Linked DNA regions of Homo sapiens: region 1 is linked to region 2. Evidence: read pairs that join two places in POLR2A ChIA-PET (ENCODE). Cell type or tissue: GM12878. All regions are shown on one strand. Each heading gives the region's core, and the rest is flanking DNA. Links, peaks and the distances in the headings are about the cores only.

Region 1 (10,039 bases), core at 1,744-9,743, 76 kb after region 2:
ATTTTCTTGCCAAAAAATTAGTATATTAGCATGGAATCTTTAATCTGAATACACACACACACACATGTCCCTAAGAATTCTTGGTACTTAAAGGTAAAATCATTTTCAAATCCATTGATATCAGGTCACTGACAAGCTGAAAACTGTTATATGAATAAGTTAAAACTTTAAATTTGCATAGGTATATTAGAATACCTTTATTTTGTTTCTAATTAGGGTCTGTGGATACTATATTTTCACAAGCCCATACTTGTATTCAATACAGGGAATCACAAAATGGTATCAATATTTCAGAGCAAATTTGTCAACTAACGCATTAGTTGGAGAATGGATCCCTTAGCTTCATACATTTATTCTATTTCATTTTTAGCTACAACTTGTGTACCACTTCACAATCATTTATGGAATATATATATAGACACATAGGGATATGACACAAAAACATGCACACATACACACATGGACATGCTCTAATTATTAAGGATTTGGGGGAAAGTGAGAAAAGTTTATCGGAAATCTCCAAGTGAATGTAGAGCTATTAAATTTTCAATGATATGTTTGTCTATTTTAATGTTGGCAACAGATTTCTATGTTTTAGTGATGAAAAAATGAATTGAATTACCCTAATATCTTCAATAATGCAGCTGAATAGATTACAAGAGCATTTGAAACTCTTTTGGGGCTCAAGGCACTTCTTAAAAGGTGCCATTCAGCAAAGCCATCCAACAGAGCAATTGACAGAGTGCTATGTCACTCAGAAGCGACATCAGAAACTTCACAGGTGGTAATGATTTTGAGTCTAAAAGTAGATTTTGCTGATCTTGGCGAGTGCTGGGGCAGAGGGTATTAGGTATGAGTAGAACTAATACTGAGCAAACCACACAGGCAGATTAGGCCATTTGATATACCCCTCCTTTCAAAGCTAGTGAAACTTCAAAGTCCATTCCATAGTCTGCTCTTTCATGACCATAATGCTTAAAAAAAACCTCTTCCACATCTTATCTTCTTCACTGAGTCTTTCCAGAATTAACTTGGAGTAGGTCCCAAATCTACATGCAATGAGTATTTGTGTGCCTAATTCATACCATACTGATGGAAATAAACAAGCAGAAAAACAGCAAAACTCCTGGGTTGAGATCTCAGCTCTCACAGTAGTACCTTATCATATGACCCTTGAGCAAATCCCCTAACCTTAATCTTTCCAAGCCTCAATCTTCTCACTTGGGAGCCAGAAAGATAGCAATGCCTAAATCACACAGAATTGTGTAAGAGCTATGGGATCACACATGTAAAATAATAAGTTCCTACGAAGAAAGTAGCTATTTTAATAATTACTAGAATGGCTAAAGCTCGAGTCTTTTGTTGTTTTGCTTTTATTATTTCACTTATGAATGGACCTTTTTCTATAGGCCATAAACTTCAGAAAATCAGAAACCATATTCTTAATTTGTCTTAAAAATTTCAATTAAAATCTTATAGTAAAACTTTATATGTAATGGGCTTTAAACAAATATTTATGAATAAAAATGAATAATAATAAGCAATAAAATCCTGAATTTTCTAAACTAGAATGCAGATTAAATCTTGGAAACAACAACACGTCACAGCTGAATGGGGTCTTATAGAAGAATATGCACAGTTGCACTTTCACCATTTCAAAGTCTGGAAGCTGGCCTACAAAATACAGCTTTATTTCCTGTGCAGAAAGAAAAGCTGGAGGAAAAAGAGAATCATGTGCATATTTAAAATTCTCTGTCATTAATGTTAAATACAACGCACCTCTCTCTGACTGATTTTTCTTTTCTGTTAACATAAACGTTAACCTGAGTGTTTTAACCTGCTTCCAATCAAGAATTTAGCATGAGGAAGATTCAGATGAACCGTATGTGCCCACCTTTCTCCAAAACTGCCAGCATCAGAAATAAATTAATTTCTTCTGTCTAGTCCAGGATGATACTATGCTGGCATCACACTTATTTACCAAATACTTGAACAGAAAAACTAAATGGTGTACATATCAAATCACATCATTTTAATAAATTATGAGTTGATTTTGTCTCTTCTCCAATATATACAAAGTATCTAAAGAGTTAACCTGTCTACCGAATGGTTTTAGGCAAATTCCACACTCTGCCCACAAACAGCTTATTCTTGGCTTCTTTGTGCCCACTTTGTTTTGCCCGTCCATTATTTGTGAATATTTCTATCACTATACTGGAAATTACTTTGAGAACAGGCACATCTTACCTCTTTTTCCTCCAAAGGGTATAGCATGATACATGGCACACTGGCACTGCAATCAATATTTGCTATTAAGGATGCTTTCTTTTGCAGCCAAAAGCAAAGACTTTCATTTTATATAAATAAATTTTTCTCTAAAAACACATAATCACATAATTTTATTTGCCATATGTTCTAAATAGCTCTATGAAGAGAGGAATTTGTTAGCAAAGTGACAGGTCTCCAACAGCACAACTCTACAATTAACAGCTTATCTTTTAAAGTCACAGGCTACATCACATGTAAAGTTACAGAGAGCAGAGACTGATGTATAAATTAGATGATGTAACATAAAAGCATAAAATAATCAAACAACCATGATCTATAAACTTTTGCCCCTATCATTTCTTGGTGAAAATTTTATAGCCTCATACTATTGGTGAGAAAGTACATTATCTTCAAACTTCACAAGCTTCCTCTGAGGGAATCCCAAATGGGTCTACCTACTGCGAAATGCACTGTTACAACATCATGATACTGCAACTCCATACCATATCTACTGAAGATGGGAGGCCTAGTTTGTTTTATTTTTTTTACAAATCCAAGAAACAGAGTATAAGCATTTGTCAAACGATACGCTATTTGTAACCCATCATCAAAGCAAAAAAGATGAAAATACATTTGACAGCCTTTTAAATAAAATTTCTATCTTCTTGACTTATGTCAGTTGTTGTATGGGTGAAGTTTTAAAATTACTATGTCATAAACATGCCACACTCATTCCCAACAGAATCATGGGATGGGGAGGGATGGGGTTGGGGAATGCTGGTTTTGAAGTATGAAAAGACCTGGCTTCTGTTCAGTTCGGCTGATCACCAGCTATGTGGATTTAGGCAAATAAGATAATTTCTCTAAGTCTGTGTCCTCTAAGAGGATGATGATTCCTGACTCACCGGCCCAATTCATTCATTGTCTACTATCACTACCAGGTTGTCTATCTGTTTTTTTCCAAAAACAACATAAGCTAGCAAGGCCTCACATAGAAAAGACGCTGCTCAAATATGGTAGCTTTCATCACTACTTCCACCTTATTCTTACTATGTCACTCCATATTCCGAAAAGAGTGCTTAATCTTTGGGCCTATGACAGATGCCCCCTCTTCCCCACAGCATTCCCTTGCCATTCAGTTCCACAAAAACTTCCTTCTTTGAATTTCCTTCCCTCTTTCAGTTTCCTCCTTTGGTACTAACTTGTATAGTGCCTTGCATTAAGTTTTCAAGTCTTTCTCCTCAACCCAATTGTATGTCAAAGAAGGAAAGACACTATGTAATTATACTTTCGATCTCCCTCTTGTGACCTACTACAATCCTTTGACTTTAAACGTGCTCAGAATATGTTTGTTAACTGATTATTTAGCAAAACACAAAAGATGAATTCATTCCTCTATGACCTGATTGTTAACATGGCAAAGTAATGTTTTAAGGGAAAAGACCTCAGCACTTAGTAAACTTTAATCAACTACAGAGGAATAGGCATAATACTATTCTTCCTAAATTAATTGCTCCCAATAAAATATTTACTTTTAAAATCTCAGTCCTCAAAACTATATCACTCTGAGAAAGTCATTTCCCGTAGGCAATTTTCAGCAAATGTGGTCCCCCAGAAAGCATTATGCAGAATTCTACTTGAGTATATTTTTTCTAAAGTCTTTCCTATTGAAGGAAAAAATATATATTTTTCTATTGTTAGGCACTTCTCAAATTATTTTTTGGAAAGGTCATGCAATGCTTCAGAGAGACTACTCCTGGATCAAAGATTTTCTTGTATCCTCCGTCGTTCACTTTTGCTATGCTTATCAAACCTCTTAAAAGTCTTTTGGAAGAGGTACCTAAGACCAAATGCCTTATCTGAATGCCACTAGGTAGACAATGCAGTTTTTCCTGAATGTTACAGCAATGAAGTTCAAATAATGGCTCAAAATACTTTGGAATAAATTTGTCTAGTTAAAATTAGCCCAATGACAGAATAATAAAGAAGGCAAAGAATATCCAATACTACTTAATCTTAGTTACTTAAAAATTAGCATTTTCTAAGCATTATCTTAATGACATAGCTAAATAGATTTTCACCATACTGTATAGCACAAGGCAAAAACTAGATAGGAAAAAAAGTCTAATAATAGAAAAAGGCATGTAATAAGTGTGACTTTCACATAATACTAACAAAGGCAAAATAAAATACTGTCAACATTATTCTCTAGTTTATAGAAACATGCTATATTTAAAGACATAAATAGTGTAATTTCTGTATTATTTTTATGGACACGGGCAATCTAAATAACTAATAAGTTGTAAATATTTATAAATAGAATATTTTTCTTGAAAACTGTCTTTATTTCATGGGAATTTTTCTCTGTATATTAAATAAAACATAATCTATCAATGTTCTGACATTTTCTGTTTAAACTATTTTAAACCATTTATTTGTAAAAAGCTTGTAAGGTCCTCAAACTAAAAAGACATGTAAGTATTCCAATAAAGCTTTCTATTCTATTTGAAATATAACTATCCTCCTACTCCAGATAACCATTAACCAAAAGCAACTGTTTATTGATTCCTGTATGTAAATCATTCTGTTTATAATAGTGACTGATTATTAAGGATTTTTAGTTCCAGGAAAAAGAATGCCCTGGTTATACTGATACCTTCCCTAAAATAGCAAGGTCTGAGAAGTATAAATGTCAGCCACATTGAGCACATGGCAAACTTGTTTTATCATGTATCTATCTGCCACCTTGTTTATCACTAAGGATAGGTTACACAGGCATTCTGAGCATGGACTTTAATAAGAGAGGAGAACTGCCTGGTTGACATTGAGACATTTCTCAGCAAATAACAAAATAGGCCTAACGTTGAAATTATGTTTACTTTAAAATTACCAATTTGGGACAAAGAATTTGGTGACCTTTAGATCACCATCCAGTGCTTTGAAAGAGCTTAGCACAGAAATGAAATGTTTTAAGAAATTAACATGTATCTTCTACTTAAGTTATAATCCCTGATAAAATACAATTTTAAATGTTTTTCACTTACTGATATTTTATATAATTCTTAAATAAGGAATTTTTGATTGATTAAAAGTTTTTTAAATTCTTGCTGTATTTTAAAAATAATTGTTAATACCCCCATTGCCTTTAATATCCACATCCAGTCAGCTGGTACATCCTATGCAGCCTAACCTTATCACATTTCTCTCAGCATACATGTCCTCCTTTTCATTCTAGGGCCACTCCCCTCATCTAGTCCCTCATCTCTGTTCTGTATAACCACAATCTCTACTTCATTCTATATGTGTCCTACCCCTATAAAATGTCACCAAAACACAACTCCTGTAAGGTTACTACCCTAAACACCAAGTGTCTGTTTATGTTCCACACTACGTATTATTAAACTTACTAGCTGGTCATCAATGACCTCAAAAGTGTAGCACCAATCTCCCTTGAACACCTGATTCCTCATTTCTTCCTATCCTATTAATGCTTCCCACCCCTCACCCCAGGCCTTTTCTCTCTATCCTCTTACTTTCTGCCCATTCTTCTGGAATCTCTTCAAATGATGTAGAAAGTACAAGTCTTTTAAAGTATTCCAAACGTTTATGTTCTCAAGCTCCTATCAGCATCCAAAATAAGTATTTTTAAAATCTGTTTTTATTCTTTTACACAGGAGCATGGATTCTAAAGCTGGGCTACCTTGGTTCAACTCCTTATTGTGCTACTTATTAATTAAGTACCTTTGCACAATTAATTGGACTTGTCTGTGCTTCAGTTCCCCTATCTGTAAAATCAGAATATTAACAGTACCTATACCATAGGGTTGTTCTGAGGAATAAATGAATTAATTATAAACCTTAGCTTAGCACACAGAAAGTATTCAAAGATGTTAGTAATCATAATTACAGCTATATTCTCATCGCTATTCTTTATATATAATCAGTGGAGGCAAGACAAGAAAAATTGGTTAAAAACATGAACATTGGAATAATAAAAATGACAAGCCTCATATCTCCGCAAATGAAAAAATTGTTCTAGTCATGATCTTTAAGGTAAAAGTCTTATTACTTTACGGCTACTTTACAGTAGAAAAGATTAAATGAGATACCTTACTTAAAAGAATACAGCCAGTGGCAACTTCTACTATTTTCATAAATATTTACACCTTTATAATGTCACAGATTTAGAAACTAGGGCATGAAAAGAGTAAATGGTTTTTCCCCAATCTATTGTTTCTTTCAAGAAATAAACAAAAAAACTTAGTTACTTCAAAATAAGTATATTAAAATAATAATAATATTGATATCACTTCTTACATTTACAAAGGAGTTCCACTTTTAGAAACCTCATGTATCCTCTAATGAGGTCCGTTTTTGTTTTTCTACCTGCCTGGTATAAACATTAGCCTTTTTTTTTTTTTTTTTTTTTTTTTTGAGACAAGAGTCTTGCTCTGTTGCCAGACTGGAGTGCAGTGGCATGATCTCAGCTCACTGCAACCTCCGCCTCCCGAGTTCAAGCAATCCCCCTGCCTCAGCTCCCAAGTAACTGGGATTACAGGCATGCGCCACCATGCCCAGCTAATTTTTTGTATTTTAGTAGAGACGGGGTTTCACCATGTTGGCCAAGACGGCCTCAATCTCCTGACCTCGTGATCTGCCTGCCTCGGCCTCCCAAAGTGCTGGGATTACAGGTGTGAGCCACTGCACACAGCCAAACATTAGACTTTCAAACCAAATTTAGATATAGTGTTTATAAGAACTCGTGGTGTATCTCTTCAGAACCTGGCATCTTGAAACCAAGATCTGGTAAACAGAAACATCAGTAAGGGGGCCTTTGATAGGGGAATACTGAATTGCAAGCCTAGTCAGTGACATAAAGCTTTTCTCATCCATTTCTTACCCACAGAAAGCCCTATGTCCTCCAACTCTTTGTATCTGTCACTTAGCTTGACCACCCTCCTGCTTTCTTTCTACTAGAAGAGTTATCCGTCCACAAAGAGTGCTAAAATGTCACTGTTGTAATCAAACAACACAGAAACAAATAAAATGCTAATGTGTCACTTTTACTGTCATCAACAAATGCTGATAAATTATTGGATATGATTGAAATTTCTGGATACAATAAGCTGAAAATGGGCTGTAAATTCTAATACTGAGACAAGTTAAGAAAATATCTTTGATAATATTCTAAATACAAATATGAACTGCTTAAGTCCTCATCTTGAATCCTTTATATTTAGCATAGCACAAGCATATAACCATGGATTGACTAGTAAACTGTAGTACCAACAGTTTGTAACTATTTAGTGGCTGCAACAGCTGATATTTCATGGTATTCAATAGTAAAACTAATGACAAAATCTATCAATAATCTAGTATAGGACATTTGGAAACCATTATATTTCTCCTAGATAAAAGAAATAAATAAATGAATTAAAACATATATGAAAATTCGATATCTGAATGTTATCTATAAACATATGGAAAATATGGAACCATTGCTGAATAGAATACTGCGTTAACAGAATAATATTTTGCTAAGGCTGAAAAATACTGAATACCTTTTGTTCCCATTATTTATGCATTTAAGGACTGTTCCCTTTATTACATGTATGTGGGTCAAGTCAGAGTTATCTTAAGACTTTCCCTTATCTGAACTTTCATACCATGTTACCCAGCCATTGTTTATTAAATATCACTTTCTACTTTATAGTTATTTTCGAAGCTCTTATTTTCCCTACCAGATTCTTATTTTTTTGAGGACAACGTATATCTATCTTGATTAAGTTTGGTAGATTTCACTAAGTCTACTGTGGTATTTTTTCACAATATGTATTCACTTATAAATCAACTTTATATGATAGAATAATATTTCAAGTCAGCAACGTAATGCTTATTTCATAGAACTAAATGTCCCCATAAATCTAGAATCTTCTTAGCTCTCTAAAACAAGTTCATTTTTAGTTAATAGCTTCTAAACTTTTAAAAGTGAAAACGTAGGAAAAAATCCAGTGTCAAATACAAATTTTTGGAAAACTACTTTGGAGAAAGACATCTCTTCATTTTGTGAATTTAGCTAAAGCAGGACTGGAATGGAGTTGACATCAGCATGGACATCATCACTGGTATTTAGATTTCATATTTACCACAATTCTTCTTAATAGTATGATATTATTTAACATTCAGGTGATTTGAATAAATTGGCATTGTCTTGGGGAAAGTTATATGCTCATGCATGCGTTACATACAAATTGTATGTTCACACTTCACAGGAGTATGTATTTTGCATACCTTTATCAACTATTATTCACCTCTTTTGGTATATAAAACATACATCTCTCAGTTTCCTAAAAGAATGTCAAAAGAGATGATGGTTTTTCTTTTGGAGCATATGAGCATGATATTATTTCAGAAACATCTTCACCTTTTTGGAATAACTGGTCTCTGTGGAAAAGCAATTCTCTACTCTGTCCAATATGGCTACATTTCGTTTTGAGATTAATATTTCCTGAACTGTTTTAACAAAAGATAATCATAGTAACCTAGAGAACATAATCAAAAACAGTAGAAAAAGAACCAAATGTGTAAGACTTAATTCTCCTAACACAAATATTTCAAGATGTGTGTTACACATATTTTTACAGATTTCACAGGCACATATGATGAGATGCCTCTCTAAAAACATGAACGATTATCTGAAAGAGATGTTCTGGATCTGTTATGAAAAAAACTGGTAATATGTAGAAAACTATAACCATGTATTTACTATTTTTTTCCTCAAGGATGTATCTGTAATGCTTATATAAACGTTTATTTTTTATAATATGAAAAACACTACGTAAAAACCGATTTCTCTACCTCAAATTTAAAAATAAAAAATATGTCTAGAGACAGTTAATGCCATATGCCAATAGCTCTTCTTGAATCCTCTGCCTTGCAATCAATAATTCTCCAACCATTAGTGAATATGCTCCATGACTCATCAGAAACAATATACAAAGTTAATGGGGATCATTCTTCCCCTCACCCTCCACACACGCACTGACACTAATGGAAGCTATGCCTCATCTAGTGGAAGACAGACTCAAGATGGCACCAAGCTGAGGCAACTCTTCTTGAGGCTCTATATACAAACTAGCTAACCTCCCCACGAAGAATCCACAACATCCATTTTACATTTTTTGGCATCCTTCGAGAAAATAATAGTAAGCATACTTTATATGGCTAGAAAAGAACCACATTTTTTTCAGCTTAACACTCACTGTGAATGGCAAAATGTACTTCAGTTATGAAAATATCTGAAAGGAATGTTTCCAGGACCTATGCCATTGTGCTTTGTTTACCAGTCAGATGCCTTCTCAAGAATGTGTTCAAATTATAAAGACAGTGTCTCCATGTATAGAAATTCTTCAGAGCCCATAATGTTACGTTAGAAACACATTTTCACCTTTGCTAATATTCAAAACAATACCCTCCTATCTGCAGGTAAAAATCTTTCATTCTTATGAATGCAGCAATCTTTTATTAACATTTGCTCAGGACTTTGGATATGGGTTTTTTTTTTTAACTTTCTAAAGAAAGTTCTAGCAAAAGAAAACACATATTAAGTATTTGAAGATAATTGCTATTTACTAAAATCTCTATTTTAAAATAATTTTAGTGACTCGTTTATGTTTGGTAACTTCAGGACAATGATAACTACAGTGTCTCTAAAATGTTCCTAAGTAACAATCATACTCTATTTTGGCCTTTGAGAGGTGTTAAGACTCAT
Region 2 (9,800 bases), core at 1,801-9,800:
AGATGAGGCTGGGCACGGTGGCTCATACCTGTAATTCCCGCACTTTGGGAGGCCAAGGTGGGAAGATCACTTGAGCCCAGGAGTTTGAGACCAGCCTGGGCAACATAGTGAGACCCCATCTCTATTAAAATAATAATAATAATAATAGTAATAATAATAATGTCCACAACATTTCCTTTGTAATTCAGAGGTTAACTGATGTGAATCCCTTAGTTACTTTTTTAGAAAAGATAGTTAAACTAGTGCTTCCTTATGTAATCCATAATCAGGGAAGAAGCAAAGCATGCTTTAGCAACATGAATAAAAGGAAAAAATGAAAAACAGAATGTCATCAGTTGGATATCTCAATTCATTCTCCTTAACAGCAAAGGAAATAGATCTAGTTGCAGGGAAAACTAATTGAACTGGATATTTAACAGTAAATGAAATACATATTTTTCAAATATTTCTTGCTCTCTTTTCTATCCTTTATCCTAATGAGTCACTTATCATTTATTGTCTTTTTTTCTCTCACATACCAGGACTACACAATTCTCAAGAAGCCAATGATTTAACATTACCATCACTATCTTCATCAACACATTTATGTTTAAATATGAATAAAAATGAGAAGTACCTTTAATAAAATATCACTAATCAAAGATAATAACATATTTATAAGAAGTGAATAAACTTTTATATGACTTCAAAACTTCAGAAATCATAATTTGTCTTTTAAGCTTAAAAAAATCTCTCTTTATACACATTTCGCTCTTCATGGGATACCTGAAACTGTCCTCACTGATGTAGTGTGTAAAATTTAGAAGACTAAAATTAACAAACCCCCTTTTTCTTAAATACGTCCTACAAGCATACTCATTCCTTAATTTATACACACACAGACACAGATACACGCACGTGCGTGCGCACACACACACACACACCCTTCTAACTTCATTTTGACCTTTTCAAGTGTGTTCTGCTCCATGGACCCCTGAAATCCCCATATTTATTTCAATGAGTTTTCTTCCTTTCTCTGCCACCATCCATGTCCTGATAAGCTGATGATGCATGCCATGAGCCAACCTTATTTCTAACTCTTCACAGCTCCCTGCTTCAATCACTTTCTTATCATCTCACTGAAGCTTAGATTCCCCTAATGAGTAACTTTACTCACTCATGTCAGTCTATAGCCAATCTCCTGTGGGAGTAGTAACTTAAAGAAGCAAGAGTAAGGTGGGAAAATAAAACACTCACCATCTGAGATTCAATTTCTCTAACACAGTTGTCTACATACCCTTTCTCCTGCTCCACTCTACTTTCCCAAAACACACACACATACCCTTAAAACTCCAATTATCACATTACTGAAATAACAGTAGTGTTTAACCATTCCTGCCCACACCCACCCGTGGCTGATTTCCCTGCTCCTATAACACTCCATCTCAGGGTTGGAAATGTAGTACTAAGAAAGCATGAGAAAACTGCTATCATGATTTATATTTACAAAACAGTATTATTTTATACACAACTCACAACAGCCATTTGAAGTAATCATGGCAGATGCTACAACTTTGTTTTAGCGATAAGAAAATTGGCTCTAAGATGTAAAAAGTCCGTTCAAAGATCATATAACTAAGGAGTAGCAATGGTCTTGACTATAACTGTGGGCTTCTGAAAACTGAATCCTGCCTCCGTCCTTGTGTCACTATTAAGAATAGTAGCTAATAATTCACAAACCACAGCTACCATTCTTGAAGTTCTCTCTGGGCTTGTACTACACTGGGCTCTCTATTCTTATTCTCCCAGCAGCCTGGAGAGATGGGCCAGGCATGTTTTATAATTCAGGATGACATGATCTCTGTTGAGAAAATGAGTAAAGTGAAGACCAACATTTACGTCAATAGCATGGTGAATTGGAGGTTTAAAATCAGGTCTACTCATTCCCAGACTGCCTCTCTACCACAGGACCCACCACATTTGATATTATAAGTATGGTAACACCACAAGGGAAACACATGATTTTGCATTAAGATATACCTGGGTTACAGTAAGAACACACACACACACACACACACACTACACACATATGCCCAGATCCCCTCTGGAATACAGAATAAAAGTAACTGTATTTTTTATCATTTTAAAAAAGAAAAAGCAGGGCCAGGTGTGGTGGCTCACGCCTGTAATCCCAGCACTTTGGGAGGCCGAGGTCTCACTTTGGGCAGATCATGAGGTCAGGAGTTCGAGACCAGCCTGACCAACATGGTGAAACCCGGTCTCTACTAAAAATACAAAAATTAGCTGGGAGTGGTGGTGCGAACGTGTAATCCCAGCTACTAGGGAGACTGAGACACAAGAATCACTTGATTCCAGGAGGTGGAGGCTGCAGTGAGCTGAGATTGTGCCACTGCACTCCAGCGACCAAGTGAGACTCTGTCTCAAATAAATAAATCAGGACATTTTAAAGAGTGGACTTTGTCAGGCAAACTTGGATTACTAGAAGCTTCCTCACCTCTGTAACACATTCTAGTATTCCACTGTTTAAGAAGCAGATTCTGGTCGATACATTTTATAAAGAGACAATACCCTTTAAAAAGTTTAGTGCTATTGGTGGCACATAAAAACTGTGAAAAGTATTAATTCTAGTCAATCTCAGGAAAGAATAGAATAATAAGTTTTTCGGGTGCTTTTTTTTTTTAATTAAAAAAGTGTGCTGGGATATTTGTTTATCTTAGTTTGAGACTATTAAAATTGCATCTGAGCATAAAGCATAAGTTAGATTTTTTTTCTTAGCATACATTTTAATGACTCAGAGAATGATTTCATAAAACCATGAAAATTTCACACGATTCTGGAATTCTTGCTTCTTCCCATGAGAAACAAAGAGTGGGAAATGGAGGCCAGAAGCAATTTTGCCTTTCTCTTTAAAAAGCAGGCTCTTTTTTCTCTGGGTTCTAGTAAGGTATAAGGCCACGCTGGCCACTCCTACGATGGCTGTTTACTGACTTGGCACAACACATGTTGCACATGATATCTTGTGCTGCTTCCGCATGCTATGATTTTGACTCTATCAACTAGAATACTGAAATTGGTGGAAGCAGATGAAATCATTCTTGGGGAAAAAGTCACACACTTAGTAGATAATTTTCATCATTAGCTTTGAAATGTTGACTCTTCAGTAGTACAGTAAGTGAATACTAATATTCAGTATAATCATCTAAATTTTGGACTATATGTAATAATTTGATTTAGCCTAGCTGTGTCATATCTGTTGCATACTAATAAAAAATTACACTTTTCTAATTGTAAAAATACAAAATTTTTCTAATTGAAAAATACGAAAAAATGGTTAATTCCATGATCTTATAAAACTTAAATGTTACTTAAATAACATGCACTTAAACTAAAATGCAAATTGTATCAATTTCCAGGATTACCAAATACACAGTAATAAACCAAAGATTATGATATTTTGCTTCATTTTATTCAACTGATGTCAAATTACATTCACTCTGATTTTTATTTGTGTAAAATTTATGTATGTCTAATTACATAATCCTTGCAGGTTTAAATTTGTAAAGCCAAATTAAACTGGACGCAGGCACTGCTCTAGGCATTTGTGTATACTAACTCATTTAATTCTCATAACAACACTATAAGATAGATAATATCAATTGCCAAGTTGACCGAGACAGTATGAAGTCAAGCTGGTAAGAAGCCTGGCTCTGGAGTCCCAGCACCAATCATGTTGCTATTTTGCCTCTCAGGCATTTGGGCAGAGACTGGATCTCACTTACGATTTTTTTGTCATACTTTCTTTTAATTGTTTGCTCATTCCTTCACTCAATGTATTGAGCATAAAAAAAAATGCCAAGCTCTGGAGGAATAATGATGAATAACAGAAATTTCTGCCTTTCAGTAGTACCCAAGTTTGGTAAGGAGATTCAACTTTTGATGAAATAATTACAATACACTGAGAAAACTGCTGAAAATAGGTAAAAATTTCTTTAGTAAAAGGCGAAAGATTTACACGATCTGAAGAGAAACCAGAGTGAAAACAGGTAAAAATTTCTATAGAAGCAAATACTAAGGGGGAATCATTTAAACACTGAATTTCAATTTCCTCATCTATAAAACTGACATTAAGTAACAAGTATTTATCTCTGAAAATACATAATTCTACAACATGATTAAACATGCTAAGTTGGTATTTACTTTTCTTACACAACAATATGTGCCCTATTTTATTCTATATAAACCAAAGGCTTCAGGGCAGTTTTTTTTTTTCATATAGTAAAAATTGTAAAATTAAGGTGAAATAATTGGGAATATAAAACCCCAATGTAAGATAAAGCAAATTGCTTTATTATTTTTAAAAATGAAGAGACCCCAAATACAGAATTAAGCAGTAAAAATCTTTTGTAGTTCTTTCATTAATCTGTATGATCCAAACTCAAGTACGTAATTTTTTCTTTTTTAAGAGGCAGGTTTTGCTTTGTTACCCAGGCTGGAGGGCCATGGCACCACCACGCCTCACGGCAGCCTCCACCTCATGGCATCAAGTGATCCTTCTGCCTCAGCCTCCCACGTAGCAGGGACCACAGGCGGAAGCCACCATGCTCAGTTATTATTATTATTATTTTTAGAGACAGGGTCTTGCTATGTTGCCCAGGCTTGTCTTAAACTCCTGGGCTCAAGTAATCCTTCCACCTCAGTCTCCTAAGGTACGTAATATTTTAATAGCAAACCACTTTTCTGCAATGCAGCTATTTTAAAAAATGAATTCAATCATCAAATATCATTAAAGCTTCATGTAACACAGACTGGTGAGAGAACATGAATAAAAGCTATTGTTCAGACCTCAATTGGATGCCTGACTCTTGATTATACTTTGAACAACAACTTTGTCTACTGTCTACTTCTTTCTCCTTCAATGAATCTCTATCATGTAGCAACCAAATTACCTCTTTCACTTAAACTAGGGGATTAGGTCCTAATTTTCTTTCAAAGTACTCACCAAAAAGAAGATAAAATTTATGCTCATACTGATTTTCTCTCATCTTTTCTAATATTTCACCAATCCATGTAGCACAGGCCAGGTGCTCTTAACTCTGGGAAGGCTACAGTGGGTGGGCTGCAGAGATTTTGTGAACCTCTGAATTTGCATGCCAGATTTTGAGGTTACATGCTGATGTGCACTATGTTTTAAAATGTCTACCACATTTTCAAAATGGACTATAAGCCAAAAAAAAAAAAAAAAAAGGATTTGTTGAGATAGACTCTTCTTCAATAATTAATATGCCTAAGATATGACAAGGGCTTGATAATTAGTATAGAATTTATGTTTTATACTTGAATTTACCCAGTGGTATCTACCTCACATCATTCATCCAGGCCCTCAAGTATCACAAAAAAATTAAATAAATCAAAAATAGAAACACAAAAAAGGAGACAAATCACCTAGTGGCTTGGTCAATTCCTACGCACTATTTCCTCTGCCTGACTACTCTAAAAGGCAACCTTTTCAGCCTCTGTTGCATTAAGTTGGTGGCACATTATTCTAGCCAAAAGACACTAAGCGTAAATGGTGGTTTGATTTCCCAGAAGAGATTATTGGAAACCAATGTTCTTTTCCCATCTCTCTCTGACACAGCCTCAGACACTTTGGAAGCCACACATCAGAGGAAGGCAGAGTAAGCTTGGATTCCTGAGTAGTTGGATGAAAGAGTACACCATTGACTTTACAGGAGAAAGAAAGACACCTTTGCTAGGATAAGCTTCTGAGACTGAGGTGTGTTTTTGTTCGCTGATCACAGAGTACTCTGACTTTTGTACTCTCATATAAAAGACAAAAAATTATATCTGACACACATAGTTTAAATCTGTCTGGATTTAATTTTAAGAGAGTTTACTACAAGTGTTGTTTCTATGTTTGTAAACTATTCATCATAAAATAGACTTAAACAAGTTCATTTCATAACGTACTACATAATCCAAGAAGTTTACATCCATGCACCTCCCTAAAAAGGATAAAACTTAGCCTAATGTCCAAATTAAAACAGCTATTCTTGCATGCAGTCATTCAACCAACACTAAGTGAGCACTGACACAACAGTGTTAGCCACAGTACATGCAGGGCAAATGATGTGTCTCTGCTGCATCCCAGAGGACTCAGGTCAGTAAATGACTGCAACAGGAACTGATGTGGGTTACTAACGGAGACATTTCCCACAGCTTAGGAAATGGAGGGGATCAAGGGAGACTCCCCAGAGGAGCTGTCTCCGGTATTGAGTCTAAAAGGATGAGTCGTAAGTTTAAAAACAACAACAACCAAAAAAAAACAACAACAGCAAAAAAAAACCAGGGTGGGAAAATTTTTATGAAAAGAAAATTGTGTGAAGACAGAAATGTGAGACAGGGCGATGTGTTTTAAAAACTCCAGGGAGGTTGGACAGGAGAGTCTACACTAAAGAGTGGTTCAAGGCAGCCCTAGAGACGTGAGCCAGGATAAAATTGTTTTAATTTACAATTCTAGTGTAGTTAAATGATGTTCTCATGCTTTCCTGGGACTCTCTAGAAGAAAACAAGATGTCTGTGCAACTGTACAACAGTCATAATCAACCAGTGTTTTAAGTGATTAGTGATAGTAATAATTTTTAAAACATGAAAAAATGAATACATGAAAGCTGTCATCGGCCATATTTTGCTCATCCTAAATTTACTGTCTTATCTTTCTATTTTTCCTTCTGAAGAGAAATAAAACAAAGTATTTTCAGGAGGAATAAAATCAACTGGCTAACATAACACATTTTATAGCTTTACATAATTTAGGAATTAAAATAGCTACAATTTTTCACTTCAAATATAATGTTGAGTCTAAAGCCATAAAAATGGTAGACAGTTCATAATGTTTCTATGTCTAACTGTACTTTGAAAAATAGATTATCGATCATTTGTGAAAAAAATAAATAAAGTGGATTAGTAGAGACCAAGTATATGCTTAGAGCAATGCTGGACATTTACTAAGTACTTTTGAATCTCCAAAATATAATCTGAAAATATAATAATAGTAGCTAACATTTAATAAGGCTTTATCATGTGCTAGACCCTGTTTGCATGCTTTTTGTGTTTCACTTCATTTAAATATCTTAAAAGTCACTTCAGCAAAGAATTTTAAGTAACCCAGTGTTACAGATGACACAACTACAGCTTATAGTAACTTGTATCTGATTGCATAGCTAGTGATTCCTGAGGCCAGAATTCAACACACTAGCAGTCTGACTTCAAGCCCACTACCTTAAAACCCCTCCTATAAGTGTTTACACATAAAAAGGTGTTTAAAAAATTGTTGTACCATATATGTACAAGTAAAAAGGGTCAGGATTTGACAAATATACTCCAACTGTGAAATTACACCTTTAATAAAACTCGAAAACTAATAACTTACAGAAAAAATAGCAACCATAAAACAAACACTAACATAAAACATGTTTTCTACATGAGAGGCAGACAACATTTAGTTAACTTTTGCTTAGAGTTATTTTTGCTATGTAAGAATCAGAAAATGCAATCCAACTATTCTAATCAAGGGATTTGTGCTTATGGTATGGATCAGACAAAATATAATGACATAATGAAATCTCATTTGTTTGACATAGTGGTATAAACCATGGCATTTAACAACTATTTGCCTTGCAAATTTTTGTCTTTTCATTTTTTTCAGTTAAATGTTTCTACTTATTACAATGAATTATAGTTACAACTTCTATCTGGCTTTGGATATATCCACTTCTGAACTCTAAGTTATGTTTTGTTATGCAGTAACTTTATTAACCAAAAACAGGAAAAAAAAAAGTCTGATACATAATAATCTGCCCCATTCATTAGAAATTGAGGACTTGTTTTGGAAACAGCTTTTGAGGTTCACCTAGGTAGCTAATTAGTCATCAGCCTTGTACTATGATCGATAGGCAGGGCTATGAAACTTCTTCCCCTAAGAGCACTGACTTCGGGGGTTACCGAAACACATTAGAACACATGCATGGATAAAACATGTCCTCTGCCCTCATGAAATTCTATCGAGATGGGTCTATAAGTCAAAGTTAAAATAAAATATTTTTAAAAAGAGTAAAGAAAGGAGTGTGGACCCAAGGCATGGAACCACCCAAATGACAAGGATGACCAAAATGCAGGTAGTATTAGGGAATGGAATCTGGCTAAGCACCTTCATTTCTGTCTCTCAGGAAGTTTTTGGTTAATCTTCCATTCAAGGCCAATCTCTCTAACTCACTTTTTCTTAATCCCTTCTCATCTTCTCTGATATTTCCCTATTTTAGCGATTTGTCATTCATTCTTTCACTCTCCACTGACGGCTGCCCCTTCCCTTAGTGAAAAAGACATGCTTCCACTATTCTGCAGTGGAATAACCCTCACTGCTCTACAACAACCTCTTCTGTGCTGAATCCTTCAGCTGACTCCCACTTCTCTTATTATTATTGAATTTCTTTATAGAGTTGTCTACATGTGTTGAGGCCTCATGCATTACCTCCCAATTTACTAGTGACTCATCTTCTTGGAATCTGGTTTACAATCTGAATTCTACCTCCTCTCTCCCAATTCTACTCATCTGCTTTCAAAGATTACTACTGTCCTTTTAACAGCCAAAGTGATTTTTTTCTCATTTCTTGTCTTCTCTATAGAATAACTAGTTACTTTCTGAATGTTTTTCTCTTTTGCCTTGGCAAAGCACCATCCTCATTTACCTGCTATGTATTAACCTACTCATTCTCTGACACTTTCTTTTGATTTCCCTCCTTTCTGACTGCTGGTTATAGAGAGATGCGCCAAGGTTTGTCTTTAGATTCCTTCTTCTTACTGTACATTCTCTCTGGGTATTTTCTTCCTATCACAGCACTATCAGTCTGTGTAAGAGGGTTTCAGATGTTTTTCCTTAAATTCAACCCTCCCAAACCAATTACATGTTCTCCCTAAAAAGAAAGAGAAAACATCAATTTTAACACCTATATTTCTTATCTTAGCAAAGGGCAATGCTCCAGGCCTAGTCATCCCAACTATAAATCTCAAGGTAATTTTCTGCTAACCTTCCTATCTACATGATGAGAAATGAATGATAAAAACAGTAGCATTAAAATACACACATACACACACACACACAGACAATTTACTGTGCCCACTTTTTAATACTTTTTTGAAAGCAACACCTCAATTTTCCTGAAATATCTTTGAGTGGGCTATGTAATTTTATTGTTTAAGATGGACCGCTATGAAAAAAAGGAACTAAATACTTTCTTATTATTAGGATGACTAATGGATAAGTCAGAAATTATATCCAGCACTTCCAGTTGAGTGATTTCCTCTAGTTGCAAGAGTAAAAATTTTTTATAGTGCAACTCAGAAAAATTATACACTAGCATTTCAATAATCTGTTCAAAGTCAGTTTCCATTTTTTTTCATTTTTTAACATGCCATGGATATGTCACATTCAGCTATTCTTTTAAAAATAAGATATGTTTCCAACTGTTCTATTCACTAAATAACACCACTGATGTTTAGTTTTTTCAATATTGTTTATGTACTTTCTCAAACTATGAAACAAGACATTGTAGGTAACTTAAGTCAAAATCTAGCCCCATAAATCAGCACTAAGATAAAGGCAATAGATACAAATAATTACACAGTAATCCCTGAAGAACTGTTATTCAAGTATTTCAAACATGTACAGTGTGCCTGTACATACATACTCTATTTAGCACAAGGGATACATTCTTAGGGAATGGGCCCCAGGAGAGGTCTTGATA

What was found. ChIA-PET counts read pairs that join two places held together with the same protein. Peaks named below come from ENCODE experiments on the same cell type or tissue, not always from the same donor. Only the 100,000 strongest peaks of a DNase experiment are listed, where the experiment ranks them.
Region 1: POLR2A ChIA-PET joins it to region 2 with 7 read pairs; 9 of 35 experiments call an interaction of 5 or more read pairs at or near these places.

What each region holds. Positions count from the first base shown.
Region 1 is chr3:152,272,371-152,282,409 of GRCh38, reverse strand. All of the region lies in intron 1 of MBNL1 (muscleblind like splicing regulator 1), which reads right to left. Among named protein-coding and RNA genes, the nearest start is that of MBNL1-AS1, 7.8 kb to the right of the region's middle. In GM12878, for the core only: no CTCF peak of the experiment used is centred there; no DNase peak of the experiment used is centred there; H3K4me3 peaks cover 3,862 bases; H3K27ac peaks cover 3,278 bases.
Region 2 is chr3:152,349,116-152,358,915 of GRCh38, reverse strand. All of the region lies in intron 2 of MBNL1 (muscleblind like splicing regulator 1), which reads right to left. Among named protein-coding and RNA genes, the nearest start is that of MBNL1-AS1, 84 kb to the right of the region's middle. In GM12878, for the core only: no CTCF peak of the experiment used is centred there; DNase peaks (open chromatin) are centred at 1,885 and 6,165; H3K27ac peaks cover 1,098 bases.